Regions from separate parts of the Homo sapiens genome. Here region 1 is linked to region 2. A link is an interaction called in ENCODE POLR2A ChIA-PET data of the cell type or tissue named here. Cell type or tissue: PC-3. All regions are shown on one strand. Each heading gives the region's core, and the rest is flanking DNA. Links, peaks and the distances in the headings are about the cores only. Region 1 overlaps MTMR3 (myotubularin related protein 3). Region 2 overlaps LOC105372988 (a long non-coding RNA gene).

Region 1 (12,807 bases), core at 1,973-4,472, 210 kb after region 2:
GGAAAGAGGGAGGGGCAACACCACTACCAACTGTCTGATCTCCATCCAGGACCCGATGCAGGAAGAATCCTTGTTTCCTAAGTACCTCCAGGTTTCAGGTTTCAGGAATCTCTTAGCACTAGCTGTGATGAAATTAATTTATTTTTATGGAGGAGTTCTAGTCTCTCTCAATCTGAAATTTTTTTTTTTTTTTTTTTTTTTTTTTTTTAATGAGACAGAGTCTCGCTCTGTCACCCAGGCTGGAGTGCAATGGCACGATCTCGGCTCACTGCAAGCTCCACCTCCCGGGTTCACGCCATTCTCCTGACTCAGCCTCCTGAGTAGCTGGGACTACAGGTGCCTGCCACCACGTCCGGCTAATTTTTTGTATTTTTGGTAGAGACGGGGTTTCACCGTGTTAGCCAGGATGGTCTTGCTCTCCTGACCTCGTGATCCTCCTGCCTCGGCCTCCCAAAGTGCTGGGATTACAGGCGTGAGCCACCGCGCCCGGCCTCAATCTGAAATTTTTAAAGTCACTGCAATGCCAAAATACTTTTACACCATCATTTTTCTGTACAAAGCCATTACCTTGGGTGTTTTTTTTTTTTTCCTTTTTTTTTTTGACAGAGTCTCCCTCTGTCATCCAGGCTGGAGTGCAGTGGCGTGATCTCAGCTCATTGCAACCTCCGCCTCCTGGGTTCAAGTGATTCTCCTACCTCAGCTTCCTGAGTAGCACATGCCACCATGCCCAGCTAATTTCTGTATTTTTAGTAGAGATGGGGTTTCACCATTTTGGCCAGGCTGGTTTCGAACTCACAACCTCAGGTGAACTGCCTGCCTCAGCCTCCCAAAGTGCTGAGATTACAGGCGTGCATCACTGCACCCGGCCTACCCTGGGCTTTTTAAGTAACATGTAGGCTCTATGCCTTAGAGGGTTATGATGCTAACAGAAAAAAAACACTTTCAGATTAAGAAAATTGATCAAAAGAAAGAACAGTGGCAAGTTTCCTTAAGCATTATCTCTCAATCACAATGGGGGATCAACAATTCCAGTCAACAACCTACTCACACAGCTATCCTTAGAGACAATTAAGCCACAGCCTATTCACACAGAAGTGTACTGTTTTAAAATGAGCTTTAAACACCAAAGGGGGAAAAGGTTCTAATGCCCACTTCAAACCCACATTAACTTCAATTCATTTAATATTTACTGAATATTGTGGCACCAGGAGACATGCTGGATCTTGAAGACACAAAAACAATTAACCAAAAATTACAACCTATTTGGTAAATGTTATAAAAGAATGTACAAGATAAAGACAAAGCAAAGAAAGAGTGTAGTTAACTGTCACAGAGGGAACTGGGACTAAGAAAGGCTTCACAGGAGAAGTTATCACCTGAACTGAATTTTGACAGATGAACAGAAGTTCCTGGGCCGAAAAGAGAACACAGAGGTGTGAGGTATGGCTGAATAGTACAAAGAGGCTGCTTTTACAAGTAAAAATGTGATAATGGGGAAAGGAGGGAAGCTGTGATCCTTGGTCCCTGCCACGTTGTCAGACAGCTTCATGTCATGCTAAACAATCTGATCTTCATCATAGAAGTAGTGAAGAAACACTGAAGGGCTTTAAGCTGATGAATGACATGATCAGTTTCTTTCTTTCTTTCTTTCCTGCTTGCTTTCCAGCAGACCTTATTCCCAAATAGTTCTAAAATAGTCTCTGAAACACTTGGCCATCAACCAATAAACTGATAAATACAGGATGATATGAGAAAATGCAATGATATGAAACTATCATTCTCACATGCAATTTAATTATAATTTAATTCCAGCAATTCAAACACTGAAAGAACACAAAGTTAAATTGGGCAGTTCTACTAAACACTACTATCATTACTTCCACAGTAGCTGGTGGGGAATTCTCAGTTGCTGGGATTTTATAGGTGTTTCCCCCCTTTCCCCTCCCCATCACGACTACTCAAATCCAAGTGGACCCTTCTGAACAGAGTGCTACATAGTATGAAAGAACAGCATTGCCTCTTTCCTTAATGAATCTGGTGTGTATCTTTAGCTGATAGACAGAAAACTGATGTAACTGCTATAATCATGGCCCAAATCTAGAAGCCAGAAGGGATTCAGGCCAAAACTGCTCCTGGACATAAATGCTTAACTACAAAGAAGAATGATAATAAGAAGTAAAAAATGTCAACTACCAAAAAAAAAATGACAGCCACTGAGTCTTTTTTTAATTGCTGAGTAAAACGAATGAACAAGATTTCAAAGAATCCCAAAATGAAGCCAAAACACAGTCTGCATGGAATTACAGTCCTGAGCTGTTTTAACGTGTCATAATACACTTCTCTGTGCTGGAAGTGGAGTGTAGAAAGCCACAACACTGGCAAGTAAAGAAGGAAGAAGGCATTTGCTGTAAGTACATGAATTTTCAAGCCTTTATTCGTTTCATTTAAGGCTAATGATAGCAGAGCACTGGAAGAACCAGTTCACTGAGAGGACATTCATAACTGAAAAGGGTAAATGTACTCTTGAGAATCAAGAGGCTTCCTTTTCTTCAGTAATACATAGTCCATTATGCAAATCAACATTATACTTAACATCTACACTTATACCACCAAGGAGTCATTAGAGTAACCTCATGCTGTAATGAGAGTCTGCAGTGAGCTCAAAGTGCATCTCATCTTTTGACATTAAGGCCAAGGGAATTATCTCAACTGAGGCAGTTGGTAACTACTAAAGATTGCAGAATAAAAGCCCATTCAGCCTTTATACCTTTATAAAGCTTAATGATACAGCATTACCTAATGCAAATCATTCACTGTTAAACTAAACAATGGACACCTCAGCTGACAACTACACACATCATTTTAAATCAAGCATAAGAGCTGCTTGCTGATCTAGTGTGTTTTGTTGTTGTTGTTTGTTTGTTTTTGAGATGGAGTCTTGCTCTGGTCACCCAGGCTGGAGTGCAGTGGCGTGATCTTGGCTCACTGCCAGCTCCACCTCCCGGGTTCATGCCATTCTCCTGACTCAGCCTCCTGAGTAGCTGGGACTACAGGCACCTGCCACCACGCCCGGCTAATTTTTTGTATTTTTAGTAGAAATGGGGTTTCACCGTGTTAGCCAGGATGGTCTCGATCTCCTGACCTCGTGATCTGCCTGCCTTGGCCTCCCAAAGTGCTGGGATTACAGGCGTGAGCCACCGCGCCTGGCCAAGCCAGTGTTCCTTGAGTGCTAAATTAAGTGAGAAAAGCAGAGCACATAATGCTTTCTCTCCCAATTCTGTATGCCTCTCCTCTCTTTGAGAGCATTAAGTTTTTTGACTTACTTTCTCCATTTACCTTAGAGGGAGAACAGCTGGTAATCACTTACATTAACAAGAGACTCCTTGAACTTGATGTGAAGTCTGTAATTGGAAAGGGCAATGATGGCATCCTCGGCACGGCCCACAAACTCTGTGCTCTCTCCATGAAGTTCAAGGAAAGGAACCTTCGAAATGAAAGAAACCCTTCAGAGTTCTGAAGCAGTTAAAAAAAAAAAAGCTTCAAACATCAGTTGGCTGAATGGATGGTAAATCCTCTGCCACTGAAGTTGAAAACACAGCACATAAGTAGATAAGGAAGCTAAAGAGGATGGGTTTATACCCACCTAATTCAAATATATCTAGTTATTCAAATTCTGAACTACTAAAGGAATGATACAGAGAAGATCATCTTAAACAGTGGATTCTCAGGAAATAAGTCTTGCTAAAATGAGATGTTTTCCAGCTTGCATTTCTACTACATGTATGTTATATATATATATAATATAGTACGTTACACTTAAATCCATTAACTCTGCTATACAGTTAATGCTAAATAAATATTTTACATTTAAAAGTGGCCTATAATTACCTGAAGATTCTCATCCTCCCGGATCAGCTGCTTCCTGGGAAAGATCTGATTGGCCTGGATGCACTCAAGGCTGTGCCGAGTCTCTTCATCCTGGAAAAGTCCAAAACCTTAAAATAATTTCAAAGCTTCTAATCATTCATATTTGGTTTTTCTGCCATATCTGCTAGCATAATCACAATGAAAGTACAAAGACCAAGGTGAACAGGCAGAAAAGCTCAAGGAAACAATATTGATCTTAAAAAGTTTTTCTATCCAATACATTAGTTACATCTAGTCTGAAAACACATTGATGCAAAAAAAATGTCAAAGAGGTTAGAATATTTCTATTAGGCACTAACAGCTTCTTAATACTTTTTTTTCTTTTTTTGAGACAGAATCTCACTATCACCCAGGCAGTGGTGCACTGGTAGTGTAGTGCACAGGTAGTGCGGTGGTGTAATCTTGGCTCGCCGCAACCTCTGCCTCCTGGGTTCAGGCGATTCTCCTGCCTCAGCCTCCTGAGTAGCTGGGACTACAGGTGCGTGCCATAACGCCTGGCTACTATTTTTGTAGAGACGGGGTTTTGCCATGTTGGTCAGGCTGGTCTCCAACTCCTGGCCTCAGGTGATCCAGCTGCCTCAGCCTCCCAAAGTGCTGCGATAACAGACATGAGCCACTGTGCCCAGCCCCACACTACTTTTAAGAGAAACCAAGATATAATGCTTTTTTCTCTTTAAGTTACGATCTTAAATTATTTGAGAGATACATACTGAAATATTTAAAAATGAAAGGTGACATTTGAAATTTGCTTCAAAATAACTGGGGCAAGAGTAAGGAAGAAGCGGGACATAAGTGAAACAGGACTATCTATGAATTAGTAATTCATGAAACTGGGTGAGAGTTCATTATCTCTACCATTGTGTCTACTCTGGTTATATGTGAAATTTTCATAATAGAAAGCTTGAAAACAATTTCTAAGAAAAAGTAAGCTTAAGAACTGAATTTCCCAAGTTGAAAATATATGAAAGACTATCCTTCATTTACTCTGCCTTATATTACAAAATAGATTTCTGTTAAGACAATTTCAAAAGAGGAAGCAATAAATTCTCATCTAGATGACATGTAAATTACAATTTGTATTAAAAAGTAATATTTTGCATTATGAATTTTTATGGTATAGGAAGACATGAGAGAAATGTCATCTATCACAAAGCCTGACTAAATTATAATAGAATCTGTTTACACAGCACTTTTCTTTTTTAAGTCAGGGTTTTGCTCTGTCACCCATGTTGGAGTGCAGCAGCACAATCACAGCTAATTGTAACCTCCAACTCCGGGGCTCAAGTGATCCTCCAGCCTCAGCCTCCCAGGTAGCTGGGACCACAGGCGCCCACCACCATGCCAGGCTAATTTTTTTTATTTTCAGTAGAGACAAGGTCTCGTTATGTTGTCCAGGTTGGTTTCAAACTCCTGGGCTCAAGTAATCCTCCCACCTTAGCCTCCCAAAGTTCTGGGATTACAGGTGTGAGCCACCAAGACTGGCCCCACACAGCAATTTTTAAAAGAGCAAAAGCCACATCATGTTCAACTGACAGCATTAAGAATTATAACCAGTGGTTACTGGTTGCTTCTGTGTACACTACTTAACACAATTCCAATAATTTTGTAAGTCTTCCCCCAAAAAGAGTTTTTCTTCTTATCTATAAACAACACTTAAGGTTTTACTAACAGCAACCATAATCATAAACTGGTAATACTCTACACTAGCATGATTCTCAAAATGAAGTCCACAGACTCTGAGATGCTTACAGGGGCCCTGCGAGGTCAAAACCTTCCCAATAATATTACGGTATTATTGCCTTTCTTCACTGTATTGACATCTATACTAATAGTGCAAAAAAACCTGGTAGGTAAAACTGCTGGTACCTTAGCACAATTGAGACAGTGGTGCCAATTTCATAAGAATGACCTTGATAAAGCAAGGAAATATTATAAATTCTATTTATTAAATCCTGACCCTTAAGTAGAAGTCTTTTTTACAGAGGAAATACAAGTAAAACACCTCTGATGTATGGTGCAATATTACGGTGTCACAAAGTAAAGCACTTGTGCAAATGCTTCAATTAAGAGATGAACTAGCCATTTTTTTTCATTGAGTATCATTCTTAATTGGAAGAACAACTGATGGAAAAACTATGGTAATGCAGACTTGGACATTTGGCAGGTCTTTTTTCCAAAAGACACTATTAGGAAAAAAACAAACAGTAACAACAAAAGATAGTATTAGTTGTCAATAATAAAGCTTTTGTGCAAAGATTAGATTTTGGAAAACCTCTCATCTCCCACCATGAACTTTATAGCTTCCTAGTACTTACAACTTTTATCTTTAAAGTGAAGGTATTACCAAGTGTGATTTAAAAAAAAAAAAAAAACACACACTATAATAAAATGTCAACTTTTGAAGATCTGCCTCAATCAACGAACCCATTATTTTCCTAATGACCAATGCATGTTACAAAATCATATGTGGATAAAAGATTCACTCAAAGTACAAGACAGACTAATGGTTTTAATGTAATATAATACAAAAAGTTCACTGATATGGTTTCAGATTCTACACTGCAACTAACCTTTAAAGAACCACCACTGGCCAGGTACACGGCTCATGCCTGTAATCTCAGCACTTTGGGGGGCTACAGTGGGCAGATCGCTTGAGCCCAGGAGTTCAAGCCCAGCCTGGGCAACATGGTGAGACACCATCTCTACAAAAAATAGAGAAACTAGATGGGCACAGTGGCGCATGCCTGTAGTCCCAGATACTTAAGAGGCTGAGGTGGGAGGATCACCTGCACCTGAGGTGCACTGTAGCGGCTACAGTGAGCTGTGATTGCGCCACTACGGTCAAGCCTGGGCAATAGAGCAAGACCTTGTGTCAAAAACAAAAAAACACATCACTTGTCAAGTTTTGGTTTGGTATTAAAGAAAAATATAAATTATCTGGGAAAACTTAAAATACTCTTCCTTTTTTTAACTACTTTTCTAACCACGTATCTGCCTGAGGCTGCATTTTCTTTATATATTTCAAAGAAAACATTGTAACGGACTGAATGCCGAAGTAGATATGAGAATTTACCTGTCATCTATTAAGCCAAATATTAAAGAGATTTGCAAAAATGTTAACACTAAAACTATCTTTGGATGAGGAAAAATATTTTTCATCAAAAAATGTTATTTATGCTACTATATAATTGGTTTGTTGTTACTTTTAAATGAATTTATGAGCATTTTAAAGATTTCTCAGTTTTATTTTCTAATATGGTATAAACAGACATAACCCACATAAACAAACCCTCTTGGGGGTACCTCAATAATTTAAGAAGTAAAAAGAGGTCTGGAAACCATCAGAGCTGCTTCTCTACTATACTCTAATACTAAATACCAATTAAAGCTGCTTCACTCCAAAAGCCAGGCTTTTCCTAAAACCATTCTCCTAGTGCTAATCTATGAAAGGTGAGCCATGATTGCACCACTGCTCTCCAACCCGGGCGACAGAGTGAGATCCTGTCTCCAAAAAAAGAGACCAAATGAAAGATGTGAAGAATCTTCAATTTAGGGAGATTTTTCTCATAAACCAATATGGGATAGTAAGGAAATGCTATGTAAACATGGAGGGGAGCAAAAATCTTACATAAAAGTATACTTTTAACATAACTTCTCAGCATCACATTAACTTTTTACCTCACATAAACTCATAAGGCCTAGACTTTTATTCTGTGTAAGGTCATTTTACAGAGGTACCCATTATTAATCTTTAAGTGATTCCTTGACCTAGTTTTCTGCTGACTTTTAGCACAGAACTGAAGTAATGTAGCAGGCTTGTAAAGAACAAAAAGAAACCATTTACCTACTCACTCTTGCTGGCACACTCACCAGGGTGCTAATCCAGACCAATATGTATCACCAAAGTAGCTACTGAAAACTGAAAATGCATGATTTTCAACATAAAACAACTGAGAATTAGGCCAGCAAGGCAAGAATATGAAGTACTTATTTTTCATAATCAAACAAATGTTCTTTTTAAAAGCTATTGTCTCAATTCACATTACCTGTAAAGCTTCAGAACTTTTCTCCCCTTGTACACAAAAATGCATTTAATCCCCAAGGACGTAACATTAGGATTCATTGAATCTAGGGGACTGGTGATCCCATGTGGCTGAACAGTTGAATTTAGCAGTTGAATTAGCCTGAATTTATTATAGTTTCTGTGAGTTTCATAGGTGAGGAAGGCCAAACTTGAGATGGTTAATAAGGTGAGAAGTTGGAAGAAGATAAATTGGGAAACGCTGGTCTGGTAACAGTTTTGGAAACAAACGTATCCTAGCTATAAGCAGTAACTTATTAGAGAGATGTATTCCATGTCATTAATTTCCTGGTACTGCTGAGGAACACCAGGCATTGTGGCATCTGGCACTTCGTAGTCTCCATCCACCTCCATAAAGTCAGTGGGGTCATCTACAAAATACTGAAAAAGGGCCAGTCACCACAGTTCCAGGCTAGTTTCTGCTATTGGCTAAATTATGCAGCTAAGAGAGGAAAGTACATGCTTCAGAGCAGAAGTCAACCATAGAGATAAATATTTAAAGTACATGGGAAGGGCCGGGTGCGGTGACTCATGCCTGTAATCTCAGCACTTTGGGAGGCTGAGGCAGATGGATCACCTGAGGTCAGGAGTTCGAGACCAGCCTGACCAACATGGTGAAATCCCGTCCCTACTAAAATACAAAAATTAGCTGGGCGTGGTGGCAAGCGCCTGTAATCTCAGCTACTCAGGAGGCTGAGGCAGGAGAATCGCTTGTACCCAGGAGGCGGAGGTTGCAGTGAGCCAAGATCACGCCATTGCATTCCAGCCTGGGCAACAAGAGTGAAACTCCATTTCAAAAAAATAAAGTACATGGGAAGGAGAGACTGATGACCAGTCAATTAATCCTACTAACTGAATTCATATCTAGTGTTCGTGTTTGCAAAGCGTAGAAGTGAAAATAATTATCAGTCCTACTGTCATTTCCAGTCATATTCGTAAGACTGGTATTAGAAGACAAACAATACATTTCCCTTGATAAAATGCTTGGGATTATTGCCAAAAGGGTAGGGGTAAAAGAGGTCAAATGAAACAAGAATAGTCATGAATTTATGATTACTGCAGCTGAATGATGTTCATATGAGTGCACTGTACTTTTCTCTCTGCATAGGCTTGAGATTTTCCACAAAACATGAAAATATATTTTGCTAATGCTTAACCTCTCAAAGACAGACTCCAATCTCGTTTAAGAACCTTTAAGAGTATAAAAGACAAGGGAAAAATGTCACTCTCAAATTAGTACAGCGGTTTACAGTTAAAAACAAAAAGAATGTTCAATGCTCCTGAATTGTCTACACAAAAACTAAGGATTAAGGACATACACTCTAAATGCTATTATACAGTATATAATTAAAATCAATGGTTCAACAACTTGCAGAATGTTATACAGCTAGTAAAATGATCATTAGGAATCCAAGGAATCAACATGGGAGAATGTTTAATTCATTAAGTGAAATAAGCAAAATAGAAACTTAATTATTTTATCATTCTAACTATATAAAACATACATATGAGACATGAACTAGTTAGAAAGGAATATAACCAATGGGGCACAGCAGCTCATGCCTGTGATCCCAGCACTTTGGGAGACTGAGGCAGGCACATCACCTGAGGTCAGGAGTTCGAGACCAGCCTGGCCAACATGGCGAAACCCCGTCTCTACTGAAAATACAAAAATTAGCTAAGCATGGTGGCAGGTGCCTGTAATTCTAGCTACTTGAGAGGCCGAGGCACAAGAATCGCTTGAACCCAGTAGGTGGAGGTTGCAGTGAGCCGAGATCGCACCACTGCACTCCAGCCTGGGCAACAGAGCAAGACTCTGTCTCAAGAAAAAAGAAAACGGAATACAACCATGGGTTCTGGTGGTAGAGTTATAAATGAGAATTTGTAAAAACTTGTAACAATGCTACTTTATGAGAAACTAAACAAAAACAAAAGATACATACATGGCCATGCTACTCCCCAACTAGTACACACAGAATCAACTCCCAAGCGTTGTCTAAAGCATCAGGCCAGGGAAAACACCAGGAAGACTTTCTGCTAGGCACCATGGAGAACCCAGCAGCACCAGGAAGAGGACCACACTGTTACTAGCCGTGTGGTATACAATGAAGGACAAACCCTCAATACAGAACAGAGCTGCTTTCATAAGCCCATCATTTGTTATTCATTAGCACTGGCTGAAATACTAGACAAGCACTTTTTCAATTCATTGAAAACTCTGTGGGAAAACCAATAAAATAAAATATAATCAAGAAAATAACAGGAAAAGTTCATCAATGTTTAGGTATAAGATAAATCATAAAGTTGTAATGCCCACAAACTAAGAAAAAATTGGCATGCCTTTAAGATAAGGGCAGTTACCTTTCTCTTCCTTTTAATATGACATTTCTGCACAACTAGTTTTTTTGTTTTACTTTTTCTAATTTTGAAAAGCATTTTCCATACGTCCCTAATGAAGCTTGAAATTAATGTAGCCTTTTCAATTCCTTCTCTGTGCATCAGCATAAAACAGTTTGGATCTAGGAAACATCACAAGGTAGAAGAAGGACAATATTACAGAGGACCATTTCTTTTTTAAGCCTTGAAGCACTGTTTACATTTCCTCAGGATTGATGAAAATGTGGCTGGCTTGTTGCTCCATCTTCTCTGCTTGAGCTGGGCCCGAAATGGCCCGTAAGTCATTAAATTGTCCATTAAATTCTCTTTCTGGTTAAAGATACAGGAGGGGGTGTGCAGGGCTGCTCCACCTACTATGGGATCAAAATACTGCCTTAAAGAGACAAAACAGGGAAGGTAGGGAATTGCTTCTATAAATTCATAAAGCATATATACTATGTGAAGTAATACATATGTTAATCAGCTTGATTTAGCCATTCCACAAGGTATATATGTATTTCAAAACATTATGCTGTACACAATATATATGTAATTTGTCAATTTAAAAAAATTTTTAAGTAAATATGCAGATTACCATCTTACAATTTGTCTACACACAAACACACACACACAGTTTTCACTACACGCTACTTCCTAGAAAAGGAATTAAAAACCTGGAGTCCGAGAACTGTATGTTTTAGTCTTGATTCCATTTACTTGCTGACTGAAAAATAAGAGACAACATCTAGCTCACAGGATTAAAGTTAACAGAAATGAAACTGCTCTGTATATTGGAGTACTCTATTACTACTAAGTAAACAAGAAAAGAAAAGACACAAGAGATCTGGGAAAGAAAAAGAAATAATTTCTTACAAAAACAAAAATGGGTAAGTATGAATTTATTAGTGTTCACTTAATTGTCAGGACACAGGGTTTTTTGTTTTTTTTTTTACTCTTATTTCCTTGTACTTACCATGACAAGAGGCCCAGATTAGGAGGAGAAATCCCCGTCCCTTCTTCAGTGTCCAACAAGGCTCTCTTCTTTCCCTTATGGTGAAGTCTGGGGGTGGGGGGGAAGAGGGGGAAGAAGAAAAAAAAAAGAGGAGGGGAGGCAAAATTGGCAATAGTTTTTCCCCTAATCGGCCATATCCTCACAAAGGTATTGTATATACACAGGCCTAAGAAGCTGATCAGAGTCAGCCAAGAAAAAGTTGATTATCACCCAGCCAATTCCCACTAGTCAAATCCCAATTTGACAGTTCCTTTGTAAAACTCCTGTTAGTCTTAACCTGTTTCTGCAAAAACAGTATCAAAGGCTAACATTCCTAATGTTCGTAGTAAAACAAAAAATATCATAAAACTTGGATGAATAAAGCAACAATTAAAATCAACCTACAGGCCAGGCAAGGTGGCTTAATGCCTATAATCCCAGCACTTTCGAAGGCTGAGGCAGATAGCCTGAGCTCAGAAGTTTGAGACCAGCCTGGGCAACAGAGTGAAACTCTGTCTCAAAAAAAAAAAAAAAAAAAAAAAAAAAAGCTGGTCATGGCAGCACATGCCTGTAGTCCCAGTTACTCAGGAGGATGAGGTGGGAGGATCAACTGAGCCTGGAAGGTTGGGGCTGTAGTATGCTGTGATTACACCACTGCACTCTAGTCTGGGCAACAGAGCAAGACTCTGTCTCAAAAAAATAAATAACATCAACCTGCAAATGCAAAATCATTATTCTTGTAGTATTTTAGGATGTTTTTGTGGTTATCTCTAAATTCAAAATGGATCCCCCATCTGAGGAAACCAAACTGACTTACGAGCAAAATAGGAAAAATAAATTTGCCTTATTACCCAAATATTCTATGCTCTTCTAAAAACTTACAATCTGTACTAATACCTTTACCTGGTTTTATAAGAACAAAAAAGGGGGAAAGAATATCCAACTAGAAACCCAAAAATAGGCTTATACAAAGAGTAAGTAAGTTGCTCTTTTCTTTGAACAGTCTCATGCAAAACCAACATTTCTAGTTTGCTAAGCTTCTGTAACACAGGATATTTCAGGGAGTCTGGGCTTCAATGTGCAGCATAAAACTCTTTTAAGGGCAATGTAAGCAAGGGAACAAGAGAACATAAAAGCAGTAGCAAGGCCCAGATTGTGTTGAGGCATTTTGAGCAGAGGAATGGTAGGAGATGACTTACTCTAAAGAATCATTTTGGCCGGGTGTGGTGGCTCACGCCTGTAATCCCAGCATTCTGGGAGGCCAAGGCAGGCAGATCACGAGGTCAGGAGTTCGAGACCAGCCTGGCCAACATAGTGAAACCCCATCTCTACTAAAAATACAAAAAATTAGCAGGGCATGGGGGTGTGTGCCTGTAGTCCCAGCTACTCGGGAGGCTAAGACAGGAGAATAACGTGAACCTGGGAGGCAGAG
Region 2 (11,812 bases), core at 8,469-10,968:
AGGGCTTGAGGTGAAAGTCAGAGCCAAAAACAATAGCCCTAAACCCCACATGCACAGAAACCTCATTCCAGTGGAGTTTCCTTAAGAGAGCACAGCAGACTTTTCACAAACAAAGTGACTTCAAAGGTAGCCTTGCATCACTGCCTCCTCCACTTGACACTTCCCTTCAGCCCAGACCTGGCCCCTCTGTTTCTTGGTTTAATTTATGAGGTTCTCACACACATTGCAAAGCAATTATCTGAGCTGCTGGCCAACAGGAAGGTAATTGTAACTGAGTACTTCCTTTGTCAAACGCTGACGCTGGCCACCGCGATGGTGATGACGCTGGCCATGGCAATGGTGATAGGAGGCGTGCCGGCAGCTCAGCACCCAGTGACAGGATACCTCTGTTTCTCCCCCACCCCCAACACAATGCTGTCTGACTGAATTCTCCAGGGAGGAGGAAGCCAGTGGGTTGGAGGAATGGGGGAATTTTCTTACATCACTTGACGTGCTTGCTTTCACTCGCAAAATCCTGAGTCATGACTGAAGCTGTATTGCCTCAAGTCTCCGGCTGAAACCAGGGGTTATAGGTTTGGAAACCTGATTCCATCGGCTGCCTCTTGTCCAATCATCAGAGGAAATGTGTATTATTTCAGTTGATCCTCTTCAAGTTGAAGTGCCTTTGGATTGAGGGGATTACGTGAGGGAAGTGGCTCTGTAGTGGCTTAGTAAGCCAATGCCATGCGAGTGAACAATATTTGACATTCGGTGAGTTTACAGAAAGGGCAGTCTCTCTGTTTGTTTAAACCAAGATTAAGTGAAAGGAAAAGTTTTTCTTTCCCATCCCAAGACAAATGTGAAACACATGTTTTCCCTTTTGACTTTGTAAGTACAAGGCTCAAACAGTTCTCCCCACCCCCTTCGGCCATGAGTTTTTAAGGATTGCAGAATGTTTCCTCTCTTTGGTGGCCAAAGCCAATGTGAGCCTTTATATTTCCAGACAGTGGAGCTGATGATGATAGCCTAGTTGGTTCCAGGTAATCATGTAGGTTGTTTCTGGGCCTACCATTTTATGGGTAGATAGGATGGTAAGATGTAGTACAAGGAATCCCAGGCCTGAGTTCACTAAGCCTCAGTTTCCTCATCTACAAAATGAGATTGGTTGAACCTTAAATATCTCAGGTAATTTCTATCTTCAGAAAGGATGTTCATTCAGGTTGGTTTTTCTGGTATGTGGGGGACATTCCTAGTTGAGGTATCCTTTGCATGGGCACAAGGCAGTGTGCAGGCCTGAGGGTTGGGAGACCTCAGTCAAAGAGCCTGCCCTGCCATTGACTCACTGTGACCTTGAACAACTCACTTCCCCTCTTTGTGAATCCTTCTTATCTGAGAGAGGAGGTTTGACAGTCTTGCCCCTGACATAGCGGTTCAGATATGAGACAAGCCTGAATGAGACTGGGATGTCAAGTACTTTGAGCTCCTTGAAATGAAAGGATCATTCATCTTGGAAGATAAATTGTTAAAAAATGCTAGCTCATAACTATTTTTTTGGATTATCTCAAAAATAAAGTAAAGAAAATCAATGTTGTTTACTCTTGGTTTTCCTTTTTTTTTTTTTTTTTTGAGACGGAGTCTCGCTCTGTCACCCAGGCTGGAGTGCAATGGCGCAATCTCAGCTCACTGCAACCTTTGCCTTCCGGGTTCAAGCAATTCTCTTGCCTCAGCCTCCTGAGTAGCTGGGACTACAGGCACGTGCCACCATGCCCGGCTAATTTTTTTGTATTTTTAGTAGTGATGGGGTTTCGCTGTGTTAGCCAGGATGGTCTCGATCTCCTGACCTCATAATCCACCCGCCTCGGCCTCCCAAAGTGCTGGGATTACAGGCGTGAGCCACTGTGCCCGGCCCACTCTTGGTTTTCTTTAAATTGCTACTGGTTCAGGGAATATAAGCACCCAATGACCAACACGGGCTATAAAAATCAGGACTTTTACCACCCTGTGTTGGCCAAAGCAATGTTCCTAGCAGATTGCTTTGATCATGTTGCTACTCTGCTCAGAAACCTTCAAGATACTACTTGCCTCCAGGATACACTCCAAACTGACAGTCAGTTCCCCGTTGTGACCTGGCTTCACCTGCATTATATATCACCTCTTCTACATGAAATCCTAGAATTCACTAGCATTGCCACAATGATATTGGATCACCCCTGCAACATCTCATAAGTGGGTGGCCATTCTCTGGGTGCAGTGATAGGGAGAAGCCTCTGATACTCAAAGTAATCTGGCCTTTTTCTAATCACCCCTCATTGTTAGATACTTCTTCCCTATATTGAATGAGAATCTGCTTCATCACAAATCCCAACCAGCCATAGGTCCCACTGAGCTACCCCAATTCAGTTTCATTCCTCTTCTTCAATTTTTGAAGACAGTTATCATGTCACCCTGGAGAAATCTCTTTTCCAGACTAAACAACTGTAATGTCTTTAACAGATTTTTCATTGACTTGGTTTTCAGACTCCTAAATGTTGTTATTGTTACCTTTCCCTAGACATGCTTCAGATGGTCAATGTCTCTTTTAAAAACGTGAACCTTTGGACTAAATGCAACGCTCTAAATGTGGACTGGTTGGTGGCGCTAGTATCTCCTTTGTTTCTGTAATAGTTAGGTTAGGTAAGAGACATGACAATACTTCAGTGGCTTAAAGAATATAGAATCTTTTTTCTCTCAAGTAACCATCTTGAGAGTTGAGTGATGATGAGTGAGATGAGTGATCCAAGCAGGCAAGGGGCTGTATTCTCTGCAGTCATTCAGTGACCAAGGCCCCTTCTGACTGGGGATCTGCTATTCCATGTGGTGTTCTGGTATAAGCTGGGTTACTACCAAGCCTCAGATGCATCCAGCAAGAAAAGGAAAGTGTGAAGGGTAGGGGGGGTTCACCCACCTCTTAAGGGCCCCAGCTGTCACAGAAGATCTTTTGTTAGCATTCCACTCATGAAAACTCAGTCCCATGGCCATGTTCAACTGCAAGGGAAGCTGGGAAATATACTACAGCCAGGTAGCCCTGTGTCAGAAGCCCTATCGCTATGGAAGGACAGGAGAATGGACATTGGCAGCCACAGTGGGGACCAGCCTCATTGGTCTTTCAGTTCCAAAAACACATCAAGTTCCTTTCAGACTCAGGGCCTATGCACTCACTGTCCTGCTTGGAGTGTTTTGTCTCTCTGACTGTCCTTCCTCTTCATATGGCCTCAGCTCAAACACCACTTCCTCAGAGAGGCCTGCCCTGACCACTTCATGAAATGCAGGTCCCTTCTGACCCTTCCCCACTTTTATTTGTGCCCCTCCAGACCCCTTTCACAAGGTTTAATGATTTTATATGTTTACTTTTTCTGGTGTTTGTTTCTGTCCTCTACTAAACTGCAGGCTGTTTGTGGGAGGGACTCTTTCTGTCTTGGTCCCCAGTGTGTATTCACTGCCCAACCTCATACCTGACACATATTGGGGGACAAAATAAGGACTTGTTGAATTAAAGAACATAGTGACATGATATGTTTACTAAATATAGCCTTCTTTTGCCAAGTGCATTACACTGTTAGGTCATATTGTGGTAAACTAAAAGGCCTCGGTCTCTTTTCACATCAACTGTGGTTAAGACATATTTCTCCATCTGCTTTTTGAGAAGTTGATTTTTTGACCCTAGATACAGTATTTTGCATTTATAACTATTGTATTTCAGCTGCTTTTTTCGGTCTATCATTTTAGCCCCAAAAGATCTTTTTTGATATATCAATGAATACATTTATTTATCTCTTCCAGTTTCATATTATCTGGAACTCTGATAAGGTATCCTGTGTGCCTGTATGTTTCCTTATGTCATTGGCAAACAATAATGAAGATGGAAAAATGAAATGGGCCAAACATCAAGCCCTGTTATAGTACGGAAACCATCCTCTATCCTGCCATTGATCCATCACCTCTGGGGATGAATGTTGACTTACACAGACCACAGCCCTACCAAGAATATCACAGAGCCTATGTCAGATACCTTGCTGCAAGGAGTGGCATAATGGAACTCAACACAGTTGAGTTCTACTCTTACACAGAACAATAAAACTTTACATTAGAAAAAGACCAAATTCCAGCCAATCACAAGAATCCCTTGGACAACATCCTGTAGTTTACCAGTCTAGTAACCTTATAAAAAACAGGAAGTGACTAGTTCTTAGTGCACCCATGCTTGACTCTTAGCAATTATTGTTTTCGCATAAGTGTTTGCAAACCCTTAATTCAAAATTTGTTCTGAAACTTTTCCAGGATTTCCTTTCTGGAAATCCTGCCACACTGGTCCATTTTCTATCACCAAACCCCCTTCAATCCTCACACCTCTGAGCAGTCACTCCTCTGTTCCTCTTAGTAGGAGATGCTCTTCCTGTCTGACTCTATGTATACAAACCCTGACCTCCCCTCAAGATCCAGCTCAAAATTCACTCCCTCCTTGAAACTTTCCCTCACCATGCTAGACCTCTCTCTCTGCTCTGAGGTATACGTTAAACTGTTGGTATTTGTTAACCCTATTCCTCTTCAGGGCTTATTGCTGCTGCATCAGATGGGCTGCCTGAACAGTTCAGGACTTCCTTTCATCGGACCCAGCCAGTGCCTTGCACAGAACCCATTCCCAAGAAGGTATGTACATTGAGTTGACCACTGACAATCAGCATCAACTTATGCTCAGGGCCTAGCCCCTCATTCAAACTTTGGCCAATTCTGTGCTCAAGGGCTAGATGATGTGGTCTTCTAGTGTGTTTGGAAATAACAAAATTTTTTGGTTGTTGCTTTAAGTAAAAAATTATAAAGTCCCAAAGAAGCTGCAGAATTATTGGATTTTTTTTTTACATGATGGGAAACCAATCTGCTTAATATAAAATTCTGGAAAATCAAGGTGGGTATGGACAGATGATTAATCTACACCACAACATTTATACATCTTGAATGTTCCGGCAGCAAAGGAGACAAATCAAAATTCAGAGCTACAAGCAAAATATTTTTGGAAGTGTTTACTCGCCTTTCAGATGCATATTTAGATTTACAAAAGATTTCCAGTAGGGCTTCTTTAACTACTTGTGTAGATTTAAAACAATTTAGTTTCTATGTAACTTTGGAAGAATAAGTCAATGTAATAACGTGAAGTCCACCTGCACTGAAGTTCCCTTGGTAGCATCAGTATCTGGCAGAGCTACCAATGCCACATCATACCATATTGAGAGGAAAAAGTTAGCTCTATTAGATCATTGACTCTAATTCCTCCCAACTGCAAATAAAAACTTTGTACCCTGAAGGGGAGGGGACTGAGAAAGGAATGAGTCTCCCACTGCTGGAGTCCCCCACCTGCCACAGCACTCATAGAAGGAGCCCCCCTCCTCTTCCCATCCTCCCAAGCCAGCCACCTCCTTCAGAAAGTTTCAGAGAGAAACTTTCTTTCCTATCAAAAAATGCTGATGACTCTATTTGCAAAATGTCTCATTATAAAAACCTTCTCTGCTGCTTGCTTTCTGAGCTTTAATAAATCCTGGATTAGTATGAAAACCACCCAGGCACTGACTCTCCACATTTCCCGACGAGCTGTCTGGAGTTGGCTTCTTCTTCATGAGTAACTTCTCCAAACTTTTGGAAAATTGCCCAATGCCAGGAACTTAGGACCACCAGATCAACTTCTCAGAGCAGGGAAAGAAAAATCACCATAATGTCAGTCCTGAAAGCTGGCACTGGCCTCTCCTCCCTTGTTTCTCTCTCTTTCCTTGCTGGCCTTTCTTGCTCATAGCAATTCATGCATGTTCCCCCCACTTTTTTGACTAAAAATAGAATCTGGGTTCCCAGCTATCACCTTAAATGTACAACATGTGGGTTTTCAGTTGGCTATTAGCTTTGCTCTTTCTTGTAACTCCTCCACGATAGGACATTCAGAGCTCAGGAGGAAGCCTCTTTTCTAGTTATTTCCATTCAGTGCTTCACTCTCTTTAAATGTGTCCATCCAGATTTCTAGGAAATTGCAGTGCTACAGCTGTTCTCTCAAAAGGGCCACATTAAAGTTTCCAATCTCAACACTTTTGCTGGCTTGCATTTCATGTGAGCTCAGGGCCACTTTCACAGTTTCCAAAGTGTCTTTCTAGCCTCCACCTTTCCTTCCCTCATTTCCTTCTGCTTTTCTTTCCCTCTTGGGTGAGCCTCCATGAGAAGAGTGCTTCAACCTTACTGGAGCATGCTGCCCCTGTCACCCCCTTAGCAGGGGTTTGGCCGAGAGGCATAAACAGGTGCCAATGGGGACTTCATAGTGCCATCGAAAGTTACACCAGTAACTGCAAGAGATAACCGTGCTAGGGATAGTGGCTGAAGCTATAAGATGAAAGTAGTCGGGGGAATTCAATGCCCAGAAGACACATTCAGAAGCCAGCTGACTTGTAAACATGTCTTACCATCTGCAAGATGGTAAATGAAATGTACTTGAACTGCAGAGAAAATTTTGTGGTCTGGAGGCTGCTGCAGTAATCCAGGCAGGAGAAGATGTTGCCCTGAAATTACTTTAGTAGAGAAAGAGAGGGTTGAGGGGCGAGAAGGAATTCAGGTGATATGTATATAGCATTCCAAATTATTTCACTTGGTCCTCACTTGTAAAGAATGATTATCCCCATTTCACAGGTGAATCTCAGGGGGTGCTGAATTGCTCACCCAAGCCCACATGGCTAATAAGTGGTCCTGAGAGGACTGGGGTATTAGAATAGTATACCATTGCCAGCTAGTAGTCTCTTAGCACAAATTGGACCCCTAGTAGGACTTAGAGAGAGGAGACGTAGGGCAAGTGAGTTTAATTGTGGGAGAAAAGGTTCAAGCTCAAGTCATGAGTGGTTTTCCAAGACAGCAGGCCTGGGTGGGGTGTGGCCTCAGGGAGTCCTGGGAGATGGGAGGCATGGTGTGAGAGCACAGGAACAGCAGGCAGCAGGGTGTCAGGAGAGGAGCCCTGAAGACTCCTCTTTGGGTAGGGGGACACCAAAACCAAACGTTCACAGCTTAAGCTAACTGATCAGTATGTCTTGGAGAAAGACAGCTTTTGACTGAAATATAAGACACTATAGCTGAGCTGGGCAAGGAATGAAGGAGGAAGACTCAGGGCAAGGAGGGAGCAAGGCCATGGTACACGTGCCATGTACGTGGTACAGGTGCACTCAGATCAGGTCCTCCATAAACTGTGAGATATGGGGCAGCCAACACAGGCTATGTACAATAGTCACTACCCACCCATCCCCCACCCCCAGGAGATAATGGTGAAACTTCAATGCAATTATACGCATCAGAAACCCTTTGTAAGTCCTCTGTAAGTGGTGAGCTCTAATATAACATATTAGGGTGAGTTGTAGTTACTACCTACTAAAGCCTTCTCTGGAGAAAGATTGCTAGTCTGCTCCTAGGTACTCACTGGTCCCCAGATCCTTCCTTGAAGGAGTCTCTTTGGAATCTGGATGAAGTGGTAACCTTCAACAGCTAATAGGCTGTTGGTTGGAAGGGCTTATTAGTTTCCTGTCCCAATGCCTTGTCATTCCCCCAAGACTAGAAGCGAAGACTCAGACAGAAAGAATTAGAACTAGTTTTCAAAACACTGGAAACAGAAAGAGATTTGACCTTAGTTTTCGGGTTAATGAAAAAAACTTTTTTTTTTTTTTTGAGGCAGGCTCTTGCTGTGTCACTCAGGCATGATCACAGCTCACTGAAGCCTTGACCTCCTGGACTCAAGTGATCCTCCCACATCAGCCTCCTGAGTAGCTGTGACTACAGGCTAATTTTTGTACTTTTTGTAGAGATAGGGTTTCACCATGTTGCCCAGGCTGGTCTTGAACTTCTAGGCTCAAGCAATCTGCCCTCTTTGGCCTCCCAAAGTGCTGGGATTACAGGCATGAGCCACCGCACCCGGCCCAAATTTCATTTTTAAAATTTCGAACAGCAGCTGCCTGCAATGGTTACAAGGGGACCTAAGACTAGTGACTGTAGGAAGTGGGGAAAAAGGTATTTTAAAGGAAAAAATAAGGAGGTGGGGTGAGTTTAGGGGCTCAAGTTAGTGAGTTTTGGTTTCCAAAAGAAGCCAACTTTGACTTAGCAATTAAGATACACCTGATTTTCTGGTAGCACAATTCAAGTTAGAACATTGGATAAGAAGTTTGAAAGAACAACTCAGTTGCATGAAAACTTCAGAAGATACTTATTGTGGAAATTTATGTACATACAAAAGTAATTCCCAGAGAGGGCCCTTTGAAAAAGTTGGCCCTTGGCCCTCCTCTTCACTTCCTCACCTGAAAATGGGTAAACAGCTCAGGGAAAGAGTGAGAATCAATGCAGCCATATTTCTGATGATTCAATGATTTTTTTTTTTCTCCAGAGATGGGGATTATTCTTTGACTTTCCCTTTTGAATACTGTTTTCTGTTTTTGTCTCTTTAATTAGAGACAGAAATTCAATTAACAAGGAGGAAAAAGAGAGAGTCTTTTCAAGCCAATTTCCTTGTGCTCCCAAGAGTTTTTGAGGTTAGGTCAGCACATATCTATGCTGTTTACCTCTTTGGCTGTTGACAGGATGGCATGTGACTTGGCCAAAAGCTGTAGCTGGCCATAGCAATGACCACTACTGTCTTGGCTTCAGAGATGCTTATTGTCTTGGCATATAACAACAGTTTTGTTTACCAGAAAAATGTTTTTTTTAAAAAAGATATATTATTATATTTATTATATTTTTGCAACACCTATCAAAGAAAGAGAAAGCAGCCATGCCAAGGTACAATTAGAGGTCACTGTGCTGTATCAAGCACTTTGGGTTTCCTGTTGACTAGCCTACATTCCTCTTTGCATTAAGACTCACAGCGGCTCCCCCACACCACCCCCACTGCCCCTGCTACCTTGCCCCTAAGAAAACTGAACTTTATAAAGTGAACGTAAATGAAATGCTTTGAAGGAAAAAGTCACAGTATGTCTCTAGGCTGAAACACTTTTTTCAGGTTGCTTAAAAGAAATTATATTTGGCCCATTTTCAGGGCAGCTCTTTGGCTTGGGGAAAAAATGCATCTGCTAAATCAGCAGTCCTCTACCCCACTCCATTCCACCAATCATAAGTGCTTCCAAACTTAGCTGGGCCAGTACTTAACACAGTAGACTAAGAAAATGATCTGAATGTTCAATCAAATCAGTATCTTCTATGAGAGAATATTCACAAAGCATAGTTAATTGAAAAAAACGGAAAAAAATACACACACACACACACACACACACACACACACAAAGGAAATATACTAAAGTAAGGAGTGGGACTATGGGTAATTTTTTTCTTCTTTGTGCTTTTCTTATTTTGCCATAAGCAGATATTATACTCATAGCAAAGCATGGTGGTTAAAAGCACAGACTTTGGAGTCAGACTGCCTGGTTCAAATCCTACCTTTACCACTTCCTGTGGTGACATTAAGCAAATTACTTAATTTCTCTGTGCCTCAGTTTCCATATCTGTAAAATGGGGATAAGGATTGTACCTATCTCAAAGGGTTGTTATGGGAATTAAAGAGTTAATATGTATGACATGGTTAGAACACATCTAGCATACAGTAAACCCTAAGTGTTAAATGAAGAAAGCATTAATTTTTCATTTAGTCAAAGTATGGTTAATTTTCTCTAGAATGCTACTTGCCATTCTACGACATTCACATTTTATTATATGTGTTGCTGAATAGAGGGCACATACATCCCAAAGCCAATGTTTGTCCTCAACTAACGTAGTTAGAGTGGATGCTTGACATTTGGTGGGTGTCGAAAATTCTTACTTCCCAGAGGCCATGACAAAATGCAGGGATTTCCCAAAGATATACGATGACCCCCCCACCCCCAACCCCTTCTTTGGTCGTAGATGAATTATGGCAAGCCTTATTGTCTCCTAAACCACAGGTTATACTATCGCAATTTGATTAATGACGTTCACAGAACTGAAAGGATCCTTGACCTTTGGTAAATTATGCCCCCCTTGCCCAAGAGTTGATAGCCTTGGGTAAACCTATGTTCAGTGATACGTGCTCCACTTCCTCACGTAGGCCTGGGAGGTGCAGAGGGAAATGAGAACCAACTTTGTGGCAGACAGTCAAATAATTGTGAAATTGTTAATGGCTGATAGGAAAAGATGGAGGAGGTAATGATGAGGCAGAATTAGTTCTGAAAGATATTTTCCCATCAGTAAGAGGGTCTTCACACAAAAGCAAACCCACAGTTTAAAAAAACTCTAATATTGTGGAAAGTGAGAAACAAACACTTTATGTTGTCTTGCAGAATAAAAAACTGAATGATTGAGCTATTTTTTCATTTTGTAATGAAAAATGTTATGTTGATGAGGTGTAGCCCAAAAGCTGGCAGAAATAAGTAAACAGAAAAAAAAAAAAAAAAGGACAGAAGGAGGGAGGGAGGAGGGGTCTCCTATCCAGAGGAGAGAAAACAAGATGGCACTGAAAATCATATAAAATCACCACTGATGCTGTTTCCTTTCAGCCAATGGAAAAATATTCTAGAAAAAGGAAACTCCAAATCTCTTGTTTACCCAGCTGTCTGTACAAAGTGAATTATTCATGATTAAATGTGAATAATAAACCTATGCAAATATTTGTTGTATTCTTAATTTTGAGGAGGTTGGGGGAGCAGCAGGAAGTCATTTTAAAGTGATTTAGTTAACTATCACCTTTAAAATTAAATCAAGAAAGAAAAAGATTTTTGATTGTTATTTATATATGCCTCCCCCCCCAAGAAAAACACACAAGGTTGTTTTTTTCTTAGGAGGCTTATGTCCTATTGGAAATGACAATTTAAAGCTTTTCTCTTAGTATTATGACCTTTATATAATTTCCTTAGAAACTAATAGTGAAAGCTCTTTTTATTTTTTTTTTTTTAATTTTACTGGCTTTAGAGGGCTGAAAAGCTTACAGCAGAGGTTCTTCTATAAAGGGAAACCTTAACTGACAAGTTTCCAGGTACCTGCTGCTTACTGTAAACTCTTACCTATAAATTTCAGTTATAGGTTTTTGATAAAGGGAATATTACAATAATACTGATACCTGGCAGTTTTTAGCTGTTTATCTTTTTGGTTGCAGAATTGGTTTAACAGTTTCCACCAGAACTGTTAGACTAATGACTTTTAGCTAGAACTATGTTAGAGTTTATTTAGCTTATCCATTTTAAGAAGCACTTGAAATCTAAACAATAGTAAGTTATTGAAAGGTGGTTTATCGTCTTGTAAACTCTGTAACTTTTCTACCTCTCTACACATTGTATCATCACCATAATCTCTTAAACAGTTCATAGCATGCAAATGATTGCTTTATATACTATAATCATAAATGAGTTTCATTAATAAAAACAGCTTCCCTGTGGGCCTCATTTTGAAGGCTGAGTTGTTTCTGACTAATGCCCAAGTTTCAGTTAAGCATAAACTAGGTTCCGACGAAGCTCGCTTTTGCTCGACAGTAACCCAAATGCCTGGAGGAGGGGCCAGAGAACTGGTCCAGGCTCTCCTGGTTCCTGGGATCAGGATCTCTCTAGAACCACTGATGATGAATGGGCTGGTCCCTCAAGGGAACCCTCCATTCCTCCTCCAAACTATCCCAGAGCCCAGGCAGAGGGATCACAGGTACTGTGCCAGATTTAGAGTAGACTGTCATAACCCACTGCTTCTATCTCCTGGTTGTTAAAAACCCTAGGTGGAAAGACAGGTTCACTATCCACATTTTGCAACTAAAGAAACAGTGGAATAGAGAACTAAGAGACTT

The links. ChIA-PET counts read pairs that join two places held together with the same protein. Peaks named below come from ENCODE experiments on the same cell type or tissue, not always from the same donor. Only the 100,000 strongest peaks of a DNase experiment are listed, where the experiment ranks them.
Region 1: POLR2A ChIA-PET joins it to region 2 with 17 read pairs; 2 of 35 experiments call an interaction of 5 or more read pairs at or near these places.

Annotation. Positions count from the first base shown.
Region 1 is chr22:29,969,613-29,982,419 of GRCh38, reverse strand. MTMR3 (myotubularin related protein 3) reads right to left here. Exons shown (of 20, transcript NM_021090.4): 3 at 11,358-11,444; 4 at 3,889-3,978; 5 at 3,368-3,484. The coding sequence starts at 11,360. Among named protein-coding and RNA genes, the nearest start is that of MIR6818, 31 kb to the left of the region's middle. RefSeq lists an enhancer at 2,641-2,690. In PC-3, for the core only: no CTCF peak of the experiment used is centred there; no DNase peak of the experiment used is centred there.
Region 2 is chr22:30,184,986-30,196,797 of GRCh38, reverse strand. LOC105372988 (a long non-coding RNA gene) reads left to right here. Exons shown (of 3, transcript NR_188588.1): 2 at 4,568-4,665. It also overlaps a transcript of HORMAD2 not described here. Among named protein-coding and RNA genes, the nearest start is that of LIF-AS1, 48 kb to the left of the region's middle. RefSeq lists an enhancer at 313-432. In PC-3, for the core only: no CTCF peak of the experiment used is centred there; no DNase peak of the experiment used is centred there; H3K27ac peaks cover 1,399 bases.